Linked DNA regions of Homo sapiens: region 1 is linked to region 2. Evidence: chromatin loops called from intact Hi-C (ENCODE). Cell type or tissue: IMR-90. All regions are shown on one strand. Links, peaks and the distances in the headings refer to the core of each region. The heading gives the core; the rest is flanking DNA. Region 1 overlaps MEF2C-AS1 (MEF2C antisense RNA 1). Region 2 overlaps MEF2C (myocyte enhancer factor 2C).

Region 1 (2,820 bases), core at 164-2,663, 160 kb before region 2:
AAAACTTATTCCACTACAGTGGAGTTCTGTTCTCCTTTGGGAGGATGGGAAAATTTTCCTTGATGAGATAACATATAAGTGGGTCTTAGAAACGGATAGGTGTTTACCAAAAGAAGAAAGTAAAAGAGAATCAAAGGGATAAATACTTCACTTGTAAACAAAGTTAACCCAACACTCATTTTAAATCACAAAATAGTATCAGATTTAAGAACAACATGCAGATTTCATAGAAAATGAGGATTAAATATCATTACCTGAATAAAGTGTCTACCCTGAGTAGAAAAATGAACCATCTGCCACTATACTTTATGTGGTTAAATGTCTATTTAAAGTTAACATCCCGTCATTCACTTTAAAAAACAGAAAAGCTTTATTTAAGAAAAATGTAACTTAAAGTAAGGCCCCAAAGCAGAGGTCAGATACAAAATTAAGAATTTTTTCCCTTTTCTTTCTGTGGCAAAAGCGTATTTGACTAACGACTTCCATTAAAATAATGGAGCAATGTAATATTTCTTTGTGTATGAAAAGAAATCTTTAACAACATTGACACTTTTGGATTAGAAGTTTTTAGATGCATTTTGCATAACTAATTTGACCAACTATATTGGCAAAGAAATGTGGAAACACAATAGGCAAAAGCAGGCTTTTAAAACCACCCATCAATGTTCAATTTCCTACCAGCAGTAATACAAATGTTATCAACACATGTGTAACCTCCCTTTACTACAGTGAGAGTTGTTTGGGTGTCCATGCACGGGAGAAAAGAATCCCAAGAACATACATCCCTCTTCCCAATTTACATTTTCAGTATCCTGAATTTAAGCTTGTTCAATGAATCTGACAGGGAGTGCTACTGAAGTCTCAACTCCAAATAAATAGTTTAAAATAAAAAGTTGTATAAATATTAGTCTGTGCCAATGGTGCGGTTTGAGAGGGAGTGCTATAAACACAAAGTAAATTAAATGGGATCTACTTTTGTGGGGTAAAAGCCTACTTAGACTGGTTATTATAGAGAAAATTTTGTTGTGTGGTGCGACAGCACGTACCCATGTGGCTAACCTACAACTGCTAGAAGAAACAAATCCCACCCATACCTAGGAGCGGTGCCACAGCCAGACCACAATTCCTATGAGGGATGAACTTAATTTGCTGAAAATGAAGGCCAGGCTCTGTTGCAGCTCATTAGCTGGTTACAGACACACTGCAAGAGAAGAAAGTGGAATTTAGTCGATGTTCCAACTTCTACATGTGCTGTGAATAAAACAGACTATTGTTTTTTTGATAAAGAAGTATTGTTTTGAATGTGCAGATTGGCTAAGTAAAGCCAGCAGAATTTTTTGGCCAAATATAGTCTCTTGCTCACTCCTAAAAATCCTAGCTTTCAAATTAGGAGCTGAAGTCATTGAAAAAAAAAAAAAAGTTTACATTCCTGCAGCCTGCTGCAGCAAAGCCAAACAAATGTTTGGCTTAAAGCTCACTTACATCTCTTTCATGAGCCTTTTTTTTAACATGGAAGTCTGAAAAATACCATTTCTTTTATCGAGTCATTTAATGCCAAGTGGGGAGTGTGTGTGTGTGTGTGTGTGTGTGTGTGTGTGTGTGTCTGTGTTTATGTGAGGACACGCACACTCAGCAACAGTACTATAGGGTCAGTGTAGTGGTTTTAAAGCATGTGGGTCATATTTGAATTTAAAGAAACCATGGTTTTACAGCTTCTGGCATAATTTAGGTCACAGTCACAAACTGTGATTTTTTTTAAGCATCATTAACCACTGAATGGACAAGGAATGTGTTATTTTCAAGGAGTTTCTTTGGTGCCAGTTCAGGCAATAAAAACTTAAGGACAGGGTCAAACTGGGAGGGTAACTTTGTATGTAGTTGCCCTCCTGATGCACTTTTTTACCATAAAAATTGGATGCTTTTTGGCCTTCAGTCTCTAAGCCCAAAGTGGATAACATGAAGTAACAGCAACAATTTGTTGGAGGCAGGCATGTTGATGGCCAATTTTTGTATAGTCAGTAGGACTAGTGATTTGGCACTCTGAAGAGTCCATTAAAGTGACAAAATTGCAGAACTGAATAAGCAGTGGTCTAGTATTTTTGGGTTCACAGATTCTCCTTCCAATATTCTTCATAGATCAGCCAAATTTTTGCTAGAATACAGTTGAGTTTTGTTATAATGATGACATTCATATTAAATAAATTCCCAGTCTGAGAGCAGAAAATGAAATGGTTTAAATCAAACCTCTTTCTGAGTCAGGGGCCACTGACTGACAGTGTGTGCCCAGACCTGGGGAAAGGGAAACAGAGGGAGCCATGTGAACACCACTCTCATCGCCCTCTCCCAGCTCGCTACCAGTTTTGCATGCTGATTGGGTTATTTTGTTGGCAGGAGTAATTTGCTAGTGAGGGTTGATTTCCCAAGTGCAAATGATTGGTGTGTTTGAGGCATGTCAAGAGGAGGAGAGCAGAGAGTAAGTCCTCCTGGCCATACTGTCACATGATGGGTGGCTGAGGGCCTCCTTAGGCCAATTCTAGTTCCCTTCTCAACCTTTAGACACTAAACAAACAAGTAAGTATTTTCATTACAGAAGACAGTTGTTATATGGAAGGAATAAAATGAAGCATTTACTATAAAATATTATTTACACACTAAATTATTTTTCCGTGTATTATTAAAAACATTTTTATCACATTCCTGGAATTCCCAAGCTCTTCAGATGCCACTTGGGGTTTGTTGTTGTTGTTGTTTTGTAGTGGGATTGGCTTTAGCAGAATTTTACCTGCATAGGTTTACATACATAGCTTACATCATCAGTAT
Region 2 (2,820 bases), core at 203-2,702:
CTAACCAAAAGAAAGACAAAAATTCTTAATTTACGACTGCATAGTTTATGCTAATAAGTGTATTATTTATAAGTAAATATTGAATGATTATATAAATAACTGTAGCATTTTACATAAATTAAGAAGATCTAACAAAGGTCAACGAATTGATTTTTTTTTTCTTTTCCACAAGTATTTATTAAGTGTATGTGCAAAGTATGGTGTTCACGGCCCTCCAGGGCCAGTAGCAGTCCATGGTGGACAGAATATACACAGTATTTGTTCTCTCATTCAGTAGATATTGATGGACATGAAGATCATTTGCTAAGCATTCTGCCAGTTACTGGTGATGCATCTGTGATTATGATACCCAATTATCTGAACCATAATAAGATATAGACAAAGTACAGTGGGCTAACAGAGGAGAAGGAAAGCAGTTACAACTGTGAGCACCTGAAAAATCTTACTGTAGATTTCAGATGAAGGCATGGCCTTGAATAAGTAGAATAATTTGATATGCTAAGCCAATCTGAGAACCATTTTTCCCATTTAAACTAAAAGTGAGACTAATAAATGTAGTGATATATGGACATTAAATGCATATATGTATATATATACACACATATATGTAGTATGTATATGTAGCAGCCTTTATTTTTTGTTTTCTGTTAGCACTGGATTTTTTAATGTATGGTTTTTCTATAAACAGATGGTTATAATTTCTAGAGAAATTCCATAGAACACAAATGTTAGAAAAATGCAGTGAATTTCATTGCCTTTAAGCTTAATAAAAGGTTCAACCTTAAAGTTGCATCCCACATCGTTAGTTTAACTTTACAGATGAGATTTTTTTTTCCCCTCTCTAAATTCTAAAACATGATACATCTGGCTGAGAGGCTGGAAAATTGTTACATGCCTGTGCAACATTCTTACAACCTAATCAGTTCTTCAACTTTTCTCGCAGTTTAATCATTGGAGAATGTTCTTTGTTTTTGTAGTCACTGTTTCACATAGTAACAGCTTGTTGTATTTTGGTCTGTTTGCCAGAGGGTAGGTTTATTTTTAAAACCCTGAACTCTGAATTTTTCTTTATTTTTCCAAGATTGAAAGCAGCTGAAATGCCTGGAGTTACAGGTTGAAGGCTGCTTCACAATATGTGGAGGAAGCTTCTTTCCCTCCTCCCTTTGTGTGTGTGTGCTTTTTTTTTAATTTTTCCCTAACAAATGTCTTCTAACTGGTAGTTGTCTAAAAATAGAAAACTGCTTAACTAAAAATAGCCTGGCTCTCAGTCGTGCCAAGGAAAATGGAGAGGAATAGGCGTGGAATAGAAGGCTGAGTAATCCAGTTCTATTCATTCAGAGAAACCTTTGAGAATGCGGGCGATGATAAAGTGCCCTCAAAAAACCACAGGCCCGACTCTCTCTTCAGACTTCTAGGTGCCAATAAACATTTTAGCCCCAGGATACTTTTTTTTTTTTCCTCATAGGTTGTAAACATTTTCTGAAAGACAAGGCTTTGTTTCAGGGAACCTGACAAACTGCCATAAATAACTAACTTTCCTAAGGTCTTAAAAATTCATATTTGTAAGATGTATTTTAAAAGAGAATCTTAAATGAAAGTATTGTAAAATAATGTACGTCGTGTAATAATTAACAGAGGAAACTCTGTTATAATAAAAACCACTTACTGCTTGCAATTAAACTCAAAACTTTAAGGAGTTTCACAGCAAGAAAATTATTCCTGTGACTCATTGTACCTTAAGAGAGCAGCTGACTCATTTTAGTTTAGCTCCCTGAGACATGAAATTCTCTTGTTCAGTCTGTATCCCCTTAACATGCCAACATTTAGTCTCTTTCTTAAAATTATTATTTTCACTCAAGCAGATTTTTACTTTTAATCTTTAAAATGATGTAGAAACTACTTTGAAAAATAGCATTTCTGGAGTAGGATGGCTTTTAGTTTCAACAAATGGAATTCTGAGTAAGTCATAAAAAAATACGTGTGTGTGTGTGTGTGTGTGTGTGTGTGTGTGTGTGTGTATGCCAGTTTTGCAATGGGAATGCTTTTTTTTTCTATTTTGTTTTGCTTAAGTAATCTGTAAACCAGGTCAAACATAGCAACAGGGTGTGGAAATGTCAGCACAGTTCATAGGGTTATACGAGTCTGAGCATTGTTATGTTCAGTTCCTGTAATGCTGCTGGTGATAAGACTCTTGAGACAAAAGACGATAATTGATGGAAAGAGGCTTAAATCATTGCTAGAAGAATCAAGGTCCTTGTATCTGTGTACATCGACTCTTCTGGTCTCCTTCCGTCTTGTAAAGCATTTTGTCGTCTTGCATGTTGGCCCCCTACTGCTCTTTGTAATGGATGCAGACCACAAGTGATTCCTTTATGCAGCATACAGGGTGTAATTGTGTCTGTGTGGTGTATTAGTAATTACCAAGCTGAATTCCCATATTGTATCTTTACTGCAGGCATGGAAAAATAGGACATACAACCCTGCGAAACCATTTTCAACCTAGATAGTGAGCCACTTAGAGCTGTATTCCAGGGACAAAGCCTTTTACATGAATACTTTTTAAACAAAATTTTCATTGTTGAGTCATTTGTACCATGCAGGATAAATTCAGTTTGGGAAATTATTACCTTTGATATTATATTATTCATTTCTGACTCTTCAGCAAAGTCTGTAATATGGAAAATATTGGTTCTTTTTAACTGCTGAAATAAAAAATATTTTTAGATGTAATAGTGATATGAGCTATGGTAACTATGCTAGGCTATCATACAGAAAGAGTACTACGTGAATTACTACATATAATAGATTCTGTAACATTTA

The links. Hi-C counts contacts between places; a loop is a spot of excess contacts. Peaks named below come from ENCODE experiments on the same cell type or tissue, not always from the same donor. Only the 100,000 strongest peaks of a DNase experiment are listed, where the experiment ranks them.
Region 1: it touches region 2 in a loop (1.9-fold over the local background); 2 of 110 quality-filtered maps call a loop at or near these places.

Annotation. Positions count from the first base shown.
Region 1 is chr5:88,941,397-88,944,216 of GRCh38, reverse strand. All of the region lies in intron 2 of MEF2C-AS1 (MEF2C antisense RNA 1), which reads right to left. Among named protein-coding and RNA genes, the nearest start is that of MEF2C-AS1, 59 kb to the right of the region's middle. In IMR-90, for the core only: no CTCF peak of the experiment used is centred there; a DNase peak (open chromatin) is centred at 1,496; H3K4me3 peaks cover 252 bases; H3K27ac peaks cover 1,374 bases.
Region 2 is chr5:88,784,478-88,787,297 of GRCh38, reverse strand. The region is part of intron 3 of MEF2C (myocyte enhancer factor 2C); the gene reads left to right. Among named protein-coding and RNA genes, the nearest start is that of GSCAR, 89 kb to the right of the region's middle. In IMR-90, for the core only: no CTCF peak of the experiment used is centred there; DNase peaks (open chromatin) are centred at 1,297 and 1,757; H3K4me3 peaks cover 317 bases.